3 separate regions of the Homo sapiens genome follow, and all the other regions are linked to region 1. The links are chromatin contacts, found by Hi-C or POLR2A ChIA-PET in ENCODE. All regions are on one chromosome and are shown on one strand. The core of a region is the stretch at or near the end of the contact, and the rest is flanking DNA. Distances in the headings are between cores, read along the strand shown.

Region 1 (4,559 bases), core at 1,423-3,922:
CCATCATTATTATCTTTATTCTTGCTCTGTATAATTCATGTTTGTATTTGCTACAGTGTATTTTGAACATATACAGTATATTTTTAACATGTCTATAATCAATGTTATTTAGGGGTTGAATCTGAATGAGGAAAATATGAAGATTTATTTCTAAAACTCAACTAAAAATAAAAAATAAAAGTTTCAAGATATATGGTTTATTGAGTTGTTGGCAATTTGAAGTTTAGGAATGGGTTAGGAGTAGGTAGGAATTTTATGATCAATAGAGCAATCAGTAACAGCTAAAATAGCCAGAAGGAAAATTTAATAATTAAAAGATTTGCAGTAACATAGAACTTAGGAGGGTGATCTCCACAGGGCCAGACTTAGGGAATGGGGTAGGGTGGGTGAAAGATGGCTTCACAGGAAGTGGCTAAAGTATGGAGCTAGGGTGTAAATATTCTAGATTAATTGGAGTCTTTCACAGAGTACCGTCATGTGCATGTAACAATGTTTTGGTCATGGACTGCATTACAATGGTGATCCCATGAGATTATATTTTTACTGTACATTTCTTATGTTTAGATACACAAGTACTTACCATTGTGTTACAATTGCCTACAGTATTCAGTAGAGTAACATGCTGTACAGGTTTGTGGCCTAGGAGCAATGGGCTATACCATACAGCTTAGGTGGGTAGTAAGCTATACCATGCAGGCTTGTGTAAGTGTGCTCTATGATATTCACATGACAAAAAACAAACAACAAAACCCCCATTGAAATATTTCTCAGAAAGTATCCCCGTCCTTAAGTGATGCATGAATGTGCTGCCTCCACAGTATATATTCAAAGGTGACCTTCATTGCATAGATTCACACACAAAAAAAGCCATGTGAAAATACCTTGCCCCTAGATTCAGGAATCTTCTGGACACACTCTTGTTTACAATTTAAATTATTTCCAAAAATTGATATATCTGTCGATTAAATACAAGTATTTGTGCGGCAGGAGAATAGGGTCTGGAAGCAGGGAAGCTAGGACTGATTTGTGCTGATGGGATATCAGTTGAAAGACTACTCCCCTTCAACCCCTCCTTTTTCTGCATGGCAGTTGCTGCCTGGCAGTTGCAAGCCCTTCTTTTTCTGTGTGGCAGTTGAAAAATGAAAGTGCCTCAGATTGGTCCCCTTCCTCAACCAATCAGACTTGTGGAAGACCAATGGGAAACCTCTAGAAGGTATTTAAACCCCAGAAAATTCTGCAACCTGTGCTTTTGAGCAGCTTGCCACAGCCTGCTTCCACGCAGTGGAGTAGTGTACTTTCATTTAAAATAAATCTCTGCTTTCGCTGCCTTGCTTTATTTGTGTGTTTTGTCCAATTATTTGTTCAAAACGCCAAGGACCTAGCCAACTACCCTCAACTGTTAACAGCTGCACACACATATCAAGGCACACCAGCTTCACCCTGCCTGGAGCTTCTTCCCATGCCTAGTTTTCTCTTACAATTCCGGTCTCTGCTCAATTATCACTTCTAAAAGAGGACTTTATAGAGACCACCATGTGTAAAACAGCTTTTCTACATGCCCCCGCCAGCTAATTTTTATTAGAGTACTTATATTATTTGAAATAATATTTTTACATGCCTCCATCCCCTGGAAAATGAGCTGAGTGAGGGATATTGTTGGAGTATCCCCAGTACCAGGCACACAGTAGGCATTCAATAAATAGTTTTTGAATGATTACATTGTCTACGGAATTCTAACATGTATGGGTGAAACAAAGACTCTCACATGCTGTGAGAAGAAAACAAAAACTGGGTTGGCAGAGGCCTTGAATATGAGGAAGTGGCCTTTCCGGATAAAGAAACTAAGACTCGGCCGGGCGTGGTGGCTCAGGCCTGTAATCTCAGCACTTTGGGAGGCCGAGGCGGACGGATCACCTGAGATCAGGAGTTCGAGACCAGCCTGGCCAACACGGCGAAACCCCGTCTCTACTAAAAATACAAAAAAAAAAAAAAAAAAAAAAAATTAGCCGGGCGTGGTGGCGGAGGCCTGTAATTCCAGCTGTTCGGGAGGCTGAGGCAGGAGAATCGCTTGAACCCGGGAGGAAGAAAGAAAGAGGGAATGAGGGAAGGCGGGAAAGAGGGAAAGAAGAAAAGAAAAGAAAGGAAAGAGAAGAGGGGCGGGGCGGGGCAGGGCAGGGCAGGGCAGGGCAGGGCAAAAAAAGACTCAGTGCAGGAAAGGACTTGCCCAAGGTAATCTAGTACGTGGAAAAGCGGAGGGCAGGAGCCTGTGCCGTGCAAGAGCTCCGGGGAGCCAACACCGAGCGGCCCTTTTGAGAGGGTCCCAGCCCCTGAGATGCGGGAGCCCGCAAGAGGGAACCTCTTGTCTGAAGAGGTTGCTGCGCTCTGGAGTCGTGCTCTGGGACAGATGGGCAAGCTCCGCTCTTGGGGCCGGAAGCGTGTAGCGTCTCCACCCGGGCTCCAATCCCCAGCCTCGCACTCAGCACCAGGCAGAGTTCAGCCTCCCGCCGCAAGCTCCCTTCCGCCGCTCCCGGCGAGCACGCAGGTCTGGCTGTCCGTTGGGCTAGAGCTTAAAAGCCCAACACGGGCGAAAAAGACGCGGTCTCAGTTAACGGGGACGCTTTAGAGAAACGCACTCGCCTCTCCTGTTCCGGTTGGGTCGGCGCGGGCTTCTCAGGCGCCACGTGGGATTCGGCCCGGGTGCTCTTGTGAGCTGCTGCTCCTGCGGTTGGTGAGATTACCTGGGTCTAGAGTGCGGAGCTGCTCCGTGGCCACGAGGACGTCACCATGGTGGGCCCCCTCCTGCTCCCCCGAACCGCTCGGTTGGTTCCCCGGAAGGCTCTTGTTGAGCAGGCAGAGAGGGAGGGTGCGGTTTCGGGAACCTAGGAGAGGGGAGGATGCAAAGTGTTTATTTTCAGGGAGTGTGCGGGGTGCGGGGCGAAGCCTCTGGGAGGCGAGTCCCAGGCCCAACGCCTGGACCTTAGAGTTCCGCGTCCGAGTGCTGAAGTGCTCACACGTCGCCTTGCTCCTCTTTGCCTTGTGCCTAACTTCTCGCTAGTCACTACTTCCTGGGGGAAACCCGGCACCTTTCCATTGTAACGCATCGAGGAGTTTGGCAAAACTTCTGAGATCGCTGGCCCTACACACCTCTGCCTCTCTGGCCTGGGTAGACTCAGTATGTGGGCTTAGTCGCCTCTTCCTCGGCGTCCGTTCACCTCTCGTTAGTGCCCTGAATCCTGCCGTTACGCCCCCATTCGCTCCAGGGCACTGAAGCAGTTTTGTTGTTTTTATTAAAAACTGAGTAGATACAAAAGAGTGTTACTAAAGCACATTTCAAGTGTAAAGATGAACAGTTTCAGGAATTCTCGTTTACCCATTTTGTAGTTTTAAGAAATAAAACATAGCCTTTGAAAGCCCTGTGTTACCTTCTTTGAACTTTCAGGAAACCTTAAGAAGCAAACATTATCTAAGTTTTGTATTTATAATTTCACTACTTTTCTTTATAGTTACTACATATATTTGTATTTTGAAACAGTATGTTGTTTCTTGCCTATTTTTTACGTAATCGTTGTGTTCTTGAGAGTAATTCTTGCATAGAAACATGCTTTATAAATTTTTTTCAATTAATTTTTAATAAAAGCAAAATTTTAAAAGTTTATAATCTGGTCAGAAGTTACGATATTGTGTCCACAATGTGGCCTCTTTGTTTCTTTTCATTTTTTTCTCTTTTCATTGTATGCCATTTTTGTCTTACAGTCTGGTTCTTTCGTTGTTTCGCGAGTTTTTTGTGCTTTATTTTGATCCACTGCTGACGCATATTTTGTACTTTAGATTGTACACATTTGTGTAAATTCAGTGTTTGCTTGTCACTTTGCTTGTGGGATTTCCAACTCTTTATAGTGTTAGTTTTTTTCCCCTTTTCAGAGTGGAATATGAAAGCAATTACATCTCATTGTGTTTGAGTGATTGGGGAGATAGATTGGTATTTGACTGTAGTTGTCCTTGACTATCAGAGCTTCACTTTTTATCAGGCTGTATAGTAGAAGTACGTTGCTTTGGCATAGAAGTCAAAAGAGTGGCATATGAACCTGTTTTCATTGGCTCATTTCTGGCTCTGTCATTTTTTTTTGATATAACCTCATTAGTGGTTTTGCTGCATCCTCTTTCAGTACAGCTCAGAATGTGGTCCCAAAGGACAGAGTTGGGCACCTGTCTTTCCCTGAGTTGCCATCTTGGCAAAATTACTTAACCTCCCATCTGTTTAATTGGGATAACAATAGTACCTACCTCATAGAATTGTGGAAATTAAATGTAAAGTGCTTAGTCTAGTGCCTGGCACTTAGTAAATGTTATTGTTATTAACTTTAGTTATATAAATAGTAACAGTGTACAGCTTATAGTTGTTCATCCTTGTTACTTTGCTCATTAATGTTCTCTTATTGTAAATCTTTGCTGGAGCTTAGCAAGTTCATATCTTTATATCAAAATTTAGTTTACCTGTTATATATAAATAATCTTTTCAAATTAATCCATTCCACTCAACACTTCTTTATGCTGCATTA
Region 2 (4,559 bases), core at 709-3,208, 5.0 Mb after region 1:
ATCAACCAGCAGGTCTCCATACTTACAAAGCAGAAAATGAGCCTGCAGCAGGGAAAACCACAGAGATTTCCACCCACATCAACATAGCCGTGGATGATAATTAACATGGGTATTTTATTAAAAGCCATAAAGCTAATCCTGAGAAGAATTTTTAAAAATATATAATTCATATTAGAAGTATTTCTTTCACAGGGAGTCGTCGGAGTCTGTCTAAAGTAGATAAAACAAAAGACTGATTTGTAAGCATATAATTTATAAGCAACCAAGAAAGAAATGTATATCTTTGGAGTGGTAACGCCTCAGGAGAACTAAAACTGTGAGACTAAGTATGAAGGGGAAAGTAGTAGAGAAGGGCATTTAATTTTTGTTTTATGTCTTTCTCTTCTGCTTCAAATAAAACTGATCAATTATGACCCAGCATACCATGGGGTATCATACAGCAATTACTAAGTAAGACTGACAGGTACCAATAAATCATGAACCAAGAAAAGCATACCAGTATGACAGCCAAAATATCTTTTAAAGTGTATGGATCTAGAGATAGACAGATGATGGATCGATGGATGGACGGATGGTTGGATGGCTGGATGATGGATGGATGGATGGATGGATGGATGGATGGATGGATGGATAGAGAGATAGGAGCTATAGACAAAAACTTGTCTCTTTGTAGAGTATCAGGAAGGATTCACACTAAACTATCCCCAATATCTTTGGGATAGAAGGCGAAGAGCCTTGGAAGCATAACTCACCCTCATTTATTTTAGTACCCTCAACTCTCAGCACCTGAGTTCCACCAAACTTCAAACTGCAAATCTTAGATTGAATGGTATGTTACTGTTTTCAGGAGAACACTCGAAATCATGAAGGTCTGTATGTCGTTGATGTTATGGTTTGGACTTCTTATTGTGTCTTTAAAGGACTTGCTTCTGTTTGGTTCTGACCGCTTTTTCTAGCAGTCATTAGGAGCTTTCATAATCCTTAAGGCCCCATCACGGATGATGTCAGCTTCTTTGATTATGGAAAACCTTGAGAAGTTTATTATAAATTTATCAATGTAACTTTGTAAACAAAAGAGAAGCGGGAAAAAAGAACAAAGTACCTTTCCAGAGAAATAGTAAAACCTTATTTCCGCTATTAAGAGCTTAAATCCGGCCGGGCGCGGTGGCTCACGCCTGTAATCCCAGCACTTTGGGCGGCCTAGGCGGGCGGGTCACGAGGTCAGGAGATCGAGACCATCCTGGCCTAACATGGTGAAACCCCGTCTCTACTAAAAATAAAAAATAAAAAATAAAAAAAAATTAGCCGGGCGTGGTGGCGGGTGCCTGTAGTCCCAGCTACTCGGGAGGTTGAGGCAGGAGAATAGCGTGAACCCGGAAGGTGGAGGTTGCAGTGAGCAGAGATAACGCCACTGCACTCCAGCCTGGGCGACAGAGCGAGACTGACTCAAAAAAAAAAAAAAAAAAAAAGCTTAAATACAAGACGGAAAAAAGGGAAGCGGCTTGCTGCCTGTCAATGTCCAGGTTCGAATGGCTGTGCTCAGATGTGGTGACCCTTACTTTCTCCTCAGCACCCCAGATCCCCAGGCCCCCTCGGGTGCAGAGGACCCGTTAAATGCCTGAGCACTCTCCTCTCTCACGGTGGTTGTCCCTCTTCCCTACCTCTCCGCGAAGCTGCCGCCCGAGCCCAGTGGGCGCCCCAGCTTCCCTCGCCCGGCGCGCACGAAGCCACCAGGCCACCTCCCCGCCCGGTCCATCTGGATGTTGAAGGAATCCTAGAACCCCCGCGGGACAGCTCCGCTCCAGGGTCCCTAGCGACACCCGACGTCACCCGCAATCCTCACCCCGGCCGCCGAACCTGCTAGGTCCAAAGAGCTTCGGAGCTGCACGCCCCGCGGGGAGGAGGTGGAGCAGAGGAGACCGAGCGCAGAGCCTGGCGTCGGACTGGGCGCTCTGAGCCACACAGCAGCCAGCGCCTGAGTTTTTATCTAGGGAGTTAGTTTCGGTTTCTTTTCTCCACCGCGAGGCCTTTTCGATTTCCGCAGTTTTCTGGAGGTAGAATATAGGTCTGCATTGGTTTACTCTGAGAATCTTAGGGAAGTAATAGTAGAAGCGATGATATGCTATCTGGGACATGCATGTAATTGTAAAGGGAAAGAAAGCAGAGAAATCTGGGACTCTAAACAAGGAATTGAGGCTGAGAGTAAATGCAGCACGCTAAGCACTATGAAAGTCTGCGGTGAGGTGTGGCGTTTTTCTTTTCTGGCAAGGTACTGGACAGGCAAAAATGGAGTAAAAAAGGATTAGGGGCTTTGAGTTTCTGTCCTAAGAAGTTCATTTTATGAAAAATTTCCAATAGTATAACTGTCCAGTGTGAACATTTGAAAGACCAATCATCTATCACAGAGAATTTAAATTGAGAAGAAGAATGCTCTTTAGTTTTGTCATCAAGCTCATTAATGTTTGAAATTCGAGTTTCAACCCCAGCCCATCATGGTCTTTAGTGCTCCAGACGCTTAATTCCATGACGTTATGCATGTGCAGAATATATTGAGATTCAAGGTGGTGGTGAGGGTGCCCCAGTAACGGCATGGGGTAATAAATGGAGAGAAATCGAAACCGGAAGTTCTGTCTTCAAGAAAAGGAAAGGGTGGAAGTGACTTGTTCACAATAGAAAGAGCCCAGAAGAACAAAGTTTTTTCTCAGACTCTGGAATATAAAGTGGCTTCGAAAAGGAGGTGAAAACATTGCTCACTTCTGTCAGGATTTTTCTTTAATTTTATGTTTGGTTGAAAATAGTTATGATTCTCTTTCTCAATGAGGATGACATTGAGAAAGAACCTGAAATGACTCATGATTAAGTCATGAGTTCATCTCAGATGAATTCCTCTCTAGCATCTGATACTGGACCTTTGTATCATAAGAATGCATTTGCTAGCAGCAGAAAATTGGGCTTTGCTGTAAAAGCATTCATTGAGCTTTTTATGTGCCAGGCAATAGGCTAAGCCCTTAACATGTATTATCACATTAAATCTCACAGAAATCCCATGAGCAACTTTACTGTTGCTATTTTATGGATGAGGTAAATAAGGCTTAGAGAATTCAATTACTTGTCGATGACCCTACAGGTAGTTAATGGTAGCCAAGACTTCAAAATTTAATTCCAAAGATAATATCTACAATATTCTCTGTATATATTATCTCATTCCAGTTCTTTTAAATACTACAGTGTCATTATTCCTCCCCCAAAGCACATACAATTTAATGGGGATTTCCTCTTTTGGTTGTAGAAGTGGGCCCTACATGTTCTTAATATAATTGACTGTCTGCTGTTGTTTTTCTCTCTTAAAGATATAGATGTATCAGGTGGGGATTCCCTAGATGTTAACTCCACACATCCCACTTCCCACCGCAAAGTATATGTACAATGCACATAAGCAGACTCTACTCCAAATCAATATCCAGTTCTCTTCCACTTTAATAATATGTTACCATAACTCCAGCCTGGACATTATCCAGAAACTTGAAAATCATAAACTCCATTTCCACTTTTTAGAGACTTCCCCCTTGCCTCAATCTCTCAGTCTCCTTAGGAGCCCCACTCTTTCACCTCCCCAGGATCAACTCTGTGAACAGGCACTGAACCTTCCTCTCACTAACATTCTCAACTGCTTCATCCACTCTCTTTCCTCTGCACCTTCACTGCAACTTGATCACCTCAATCTAGTAAACCATTTTTTGCCCTTACCAGGACATTGAAGGAAATTGTCTAATATTTTTCACCTCAGATTTACTGTTTATGACTATAGGTTCCTGATCTTTTTTACAGTGGCCCTTAAAACCCTACAGCATCTTGCTGTTCTCTTCAAGTCCACTAAGAATATATCTGTTTTAAAGAGACTCCTTTTAACTGTCTGACACCTCCATCTAGTCCAAGAAGCCCATGACATGCTCCACATACAATATAACCACTCCCTTTTGAGTTGGTTACCTCCAGCTTCCTCAGGAATCTCACTCCATTCCTATATTGTTAACCTCTCTCTATTTACAGCTGTGGTAGACTGAATAATGGTCTCCCAAAGACATCTATGTCCTAATCCTTGTACCTATAAATATGTCATCTTCTGTTGCAAAAAGAACTTTGCAGATATTCCTAAGAATCTTGAGATGGGGAAATTACCCTGGATTATCTGGGGACCTGATATAATCAGAAGGGTCCTTATAAGAGGGAAGGACTATTATCAAAAAGGAACCAGGACAAGGATAATGTGGGAAATTATCAGGATTTCAAGACTGCAAAGGATGGTAAAAGTAAGAGACTCACTGCTGGGAAAACGTACTCTGGAGAAAAAGTCATGAGTACAGCTGGACAACCTTTTGCTAGTGCTTCAAAAAGATCTCTGTGACATACACAGGAAATCCAAAAGATTTCTGAGAATATCAGCAGAAACACTGCCAGCTTGAACTGAAAGGTACAGAGAGAGAATAAAATGAAAGACGGTTATAGGACTCCCAAAATTCCATAAGCAATAAACAGTCTGATAAAACTATTCAGCCCCA
Region 3 (4,559 bases), core at 720-3,219, 4.8 Mb before region 1:
ATTGCTGTTTTCTATGAAAATACACTAGAGTCTCAGCTCAACAAGATGACTTGGACCCCTTGACACTAAGCGCCAGATATATCTGAGAGATTTCATCATAAATAATTCTTACTGCTATTTGGGTAACATGGGCATTGACCTGTGAACACTTTAAACAATGAAAATGTATAGATCAAAGAACAGAAACTCTGAGCTCTGACAAATAACATTAAAAAATCACACACAAATGCAGAAAACACTCAGCTCCTGGTGGAAAATTCACTTTTCAGCCAAACGTTTTCTTCACCAATGATATAAAATAAAACAGTGTTCCTCAATAACACATTAGCACTTCATTCTACATATTTACTTGCAATCAGTTTGTTCTGCAAAAATAAAAGCTGGTTAAGCACTCTAGTCATCCTTAAAAAAAAATACTTGCGGAGCAATGAGATAATCTAGTTCATCCCCTAGTTTCCAATCTGCAGGAAAGGTCAGGCCACAGAACTCTCCCAGGTTACACTCTACATACCTCATTCCACTTGACCCACTCAAGAGAACATAAAACTCCCCTTCCCTGTCTTCTCCCCTCCAGTGGTGTGTGAGTTACGGTTGGGAGGTGGGGTGCTAGTTTCTGGGGATTCGAGATTTAACAGAAACTATCCTAAGTATGCATTCTAGCAATCATACAAAGGGAGGAGTCCTGAACTAAACCGTCAAAGAAGCCAATCCACGTGACCTAAACCCTTCAAGCTGGGTCCAGCGCTAAGCAGGCCTGGGGCAGACAATGGCATTATCAGCTGTCCCTGGGCAGGTGGCCAACTAGAACAGCAGGCTCTAAGTCCCATGGAAAGAAATCACAGCCTGATCTCAAGTACCCACAGAAAGCCAGCAAACTCATGCAGTGAAAACTATTCTCCGAAACCCATGCAATGAAAACTATTCTCCGATGGGAAAGGAGGAGGCAGAGAGCCAGCAACAGGCAGCGCAGAGCTGCGTGGCTTCGGGTTACTGCGGATGATTGAAACCAGAAGGCGAGACAAAAAGAAACCAGTGAGGGGTGGGGCGGGTGGAAGGAAAACCCCTTAAGACTCCTCACCACTAAATCTAAAGGGGGAACCCTCAGAGAGGGGTGGCACTTTAGCTGCTGGCATCCCCCCCGCTTCCCGCCCGCACGCTCTGGGGCGCAGAAGGGCCGGTCGTCCCGGGTCATGGGGGTTGGGGGACCGATTCCCTAGCCTCGCGAGCCCCGCCGCCGCCGGTCTTCCCAGAGGCGCCGAGGGGGGACGCGGTCCCGACACCACACTCACGTCTCCGATCTGCAGCTCCACTTCCTCCAGCTGGTCCACCGTTGGGCCGCTGCTCCTGCTCGGAACTGGCCAGCCCAAACTCACTGGGCCGCCCGGGGAAGATGCTGCAGAGGCGTCTGAAGAGGAGGGAGAAGAGGGAGGCGGCGGGGGCGGCGAAGAAACCTGCAACTCCTCAGGGTCGGCCATGGGGAAGGGTTGGGACCGCGGAATCCGACCCGAGAAGCCGAACCGACACCAACTGTCTTTTAACCACTCGCGCCCAAAGCCGAAAGGCCCCGCCTCCTAACGCCAGAAATCCCGCCCAGTCTCCTCGTGGGTCTCAGCCCCGGACCACAAAGACGTTTCATTTTTCGGGACAGCCAATCATATGAGTCAATTCACCTTAGGCAACTCACGGCTCCTGCGCGAGCCTCCAATCGATCTCGAAGGGCACTCGTAGAGAAAACTACACCTCCCAGGAAGCCGTGTGCGTCGCCCCGCCTTCTACTGCCTTTCACTGCGCGTGCGTCGTGCTGTGGGATTCGCGGACCCCTCTGGCCGCGCTGTGGCTGTTTCACCGCTCCCCGGCTGGGACTTGGAGTCCCTTATCTTTCCCTGGTTTGGTACATGACCCGGAAGCCTCGGCTGGCCGTTGCGTCATCCATGGCGCCGGCGCAGAGCGAGAAGGAGGTGGGAACGCCGTGAAGCAAGAGCGGTCGGCAGAGCGGGGAGGCGAACTGCAGCAGAGTTCTTGCTTTCCGGCAGGTGATGGCGCCCCCCGCGGCCTAGAGGTCCAGCGCCCGCCGCGAGCAGCGGACAGTCCTCCTGTTGTGTCCGACCGAGAGTCCTGGTGACTTTGAACATGCTGGTGCCGCTAGCCAAGCTGTCCTGCCTGGGTGAGAGGAAACGGGCGGTGGGGATAAGTGGAGGAGTTAGGGCAAAAGGGACAAGGCCGGTCCTGGGGGCTGTAGGCACCTCTCGCCCCTTCTCTCATCAGCTTTCTCAGGCTATCTAGGGCAAAGGTCACGCGCTGTCAGCCTGTTGGGGGACCCTGGCTTCCTCCCTCTGGGGTTGCCCCAGTTGGTAGAATTAATATCTAGGCTAAAGGTCAAGGGCGGGGAAAACTTGTCAACACGCCCTCGGCATCACCACCACCTGTCAACACACACACACCTCGGTGGACTCCTGAACTGAGGCTTCCCAAATCCTGGTTCTAATCTTCAAACCTCTGTTGGAAATGGAAAAAAAAAAATCGTATTTGCCCAGTTTTTCTCCCTGGTCCTGACCTGACTTTCGTCTTCGGAGCCATTCTAGTTCAGTCTAAAGAAATTGAAGTCTGATCTGTCACATCATGGTTAACATTCATATGTTGACCAAGTCACCCAAGTGTATCTGGAGCCAGTTTTTCTGCGTTGTCTAAAATTAAGGGCTGGGCGTGGTGGCTCAAGCCTGTAATCCCAGCACTCTGGGAGGCTGAGGCGGATGGATCACCTGAGGTCAGGAGTTCAAGACCAGCCTGGCCAACATTGTGAAACCCCATCTCTACTAAAAATACAAAAATTAGCTGGGCGTTGTGGCCCACTCCTGTAATCCCAGCTACTCAGGAGGCTTAGGTAGGAGAATCACTTGAACCCGGAGGTGGAGGTTGCAGTGAGCTGAGATCGCACCACTGCACTCCAGCCTAGGTGAAAGAGCCAGACTCCGTCTCAAAAAAAAATTAAATTAAATTAACTCTAAGGGCTTTATCGTGTTATGGGTATTCTGTGAACCATCGTGACAGATGAAGTTGGATGGTCTTTTTAAAGTTTTACTTAAATTTTTGTTGTTGTCGTTAATTCAAACAGAAAAGTTCCCTAAAGGATCTCATATTCTGTCATAACTGGCTTAATTTTTTTAAATCTTTAGTTTACTTAAGTTTTGGTGATAGAATCATTAAGTCTAAATATTCCAAATTCAAGGATATTCTTATGAAATTTCATGAAAGTAGAATTTTGTTAAATTTGGCTTCCATATATTAAGAAATTAGAACTTTGTTTAAATTTCATGTCACCCATGCATTTTTTGCTGCACTTAATGTATGGATAAGATGGTGTTTGGAACGTTAAAGTAGTCAGATGCTATCTGCCTTAGAGCCTAATTTAGATGCAATCAGCCTTGGGCCCAGTGCTAACCAAATTCCACTACCATTTCTGTTTTCTTTGGATGGCAATTCATTGCCATTTTCGTAGCCTGCTGGCATGAAAGAGGTAGACACCAATGTGCCATCAGTGTGACTTTGATATGGTGATGCTATGAGTTCAGTGGACTTTGTGACTTCTCTTCTCAACCACGGAGACTGAATATTCCAATCTCTAAAGTGAGATATCAGATGTGTTTTCAGAAAAGGGGTAAAGGTTGTGACTTTTTTTTCCAATCCTTTGGAGAAATTCAGACTACACAGTTCCAAATATTCTCAAGAAAATCAGTAGCTATACAAGCAGTAGAAATAGTTTGTCATATGTCAGTCATCAGTTTTCAGAAGTAAATAACTTCTATGCACTAAACTACAATGCATTGAAAACTAAATATTTTAAATATTCGTTATAGTGTATTTGAACTCTTGAACTGAGTTCTAGAATATCTTTATGTATTTAATATACTTTTTTTTTTCCAAAATTGAGGATAGGTGAATAGTTATCTAAGGCTTAAAAAGTGTTGCCAATATAGTTTTTTTGTTTTTTGGGGTTTTTTTGACACAGTCTTGCTCTGTTGACCAGGCTGGAGGGCAGTGATGTAATCTCAGCTCACTGCAACCTCTGCCTCCCGGGTTCAAGTGATTCTCGTGCCTGAGCTTCCGTAGTACCTGGGATCACAGGTGCCCACCACCATGCCTAATTTTGTATTTTTAGTAGAGACGGGGTTTTGCCATGTTGGCCAGGCTGGTCTCAAACTCCTGGCCTCAAGTGATCCTCCTACCTCAGCCTCCCAAAGTGCTGGGATTATAGGCATGAGCCACCATGCCTGGCCCCAGTGCTATAGTTTTTAGTATGCGTAAGTAAGTTCATTTCTTTGCCACTTTAAAAAAAATGACCAAACACAGATTTTTATTGCCTTTTCACAGAAAATTACTCTGAAAAGCATTAATCTTTTATAGTACCATGTGTCAAGGACTATCTAATATTTAGTCAACAAATATGTATACCTAACATTAGGTTTTCACGTACAACAAGGTCAGTGCTTTTGGAGCATGCTATCTGCTGGAGAATACAGACAACTAAAGACATTTATATTTTTACCCTTTTTTGGTCACAT

The links. A loop is a pair of places that touch in the nucleus more often than their neighbours do. ChIA-PET counts read pairs that join two places held with the same protein, here RNA polymerase II (POLR2A). Pooled maps may share reads with other maps.
Region 2: a loop to region 1 is called in a map of CD4-positive, alpha-beta memory T cell, with 7 times the contacts of the local background. The contact joins the promoter of DDX60L here to the promoter of TMA16 in region 1. A Hi-C loop is called at or near these places in 2 of 168 maps with a recorded cell type or tissue (CD4-positive, alpha-beta memory T cell and naive thymus-derived CD4-positive, alpha-beta T cell) and 7 of 50 pooled maps. POLR2A ChIA-PET finds 5 or more read pairs at or near these places in 1 of 52 experiments (activated naive CD4-positive, alpha-beta T cell).
Region 3: a map of GM12878 shows a loop between it and region 1 (10-fold over the local background). The contact joins the promoter of ETFDH here to the promoter of TMA16 in region 1. A Hi-C loop is called at or near these places in 3 of 168 maps with a recorded cell type or tissue (GM12878 and naive thymus-derived CD4-positive, alpha-beta T cell), 5 of 37 single-sample maps with no recorded cell type and 14 of 50 pooled maps. POLR2A ChIA-PET finds 5 or more read pairs at or near these places in 1 of 52 experiments (activated CD4-positive, alpha-beta T cell).

What each region holds. Positions count from the first base shown.
Region 1 is chr4:163,492,018-163,496,576 of GRCh38, forward strand. TMA16 (translation machinery associated 16 homolog) reads left to right here and starts at 2,673. Exons shown (of 7, transcript NM_018352.3): 1 at 2,673-2,787. The coding sequence starts at 2,785. It overlaps LOC124900805 (a long non-coding RNA gene), which reads right to left and starts at 3,207. Exons shown (of 2, transcript XR_007058354.1): 1 at 3,145-3,207; 2 at 1-2,879. RefSeq lists a cis regulatory region at 1,011-1,282 and enhancers at 2,564-3,466, 2,930-3,069, 3,100-3,249.
Region 2 is chr4:168,478,534-168,483,092 of GRCh38, forward strand. It overlaps DDX60L (DExD/H-box 60 like), which reads right to left and starts at 1,959. Exons shown (of 38, transcript NM_001012967.3): 1 at 1,844-1,959. RefSeq lists an enhancer at 1,978-2,217.
Region 3 is chr4:158,670,327-158,674,885 of GRCh38, forward strand. It overlaps ETFDH (electron transfer flavoprotein dehydrogenase), which reads left to right and starts at 1,970. Exons shown (of 13, transcript NM_004453.4): 1 at 1,970-2,164. The coding sequence starts at 2,131. C4orf46 (chromosome 4 open reading frame 46) reads right to left here and starts at 1,561. Exons shown (of 2, transcript NM_001008393.4): 1 at 1,290-1,561. The coding sequence starts at 1,475. RefSeq lists enhancers at 540-1,176, 1,177-1,813, 1,656-2,215, 1,817-2,318 and a silencer at 1,166-1,235.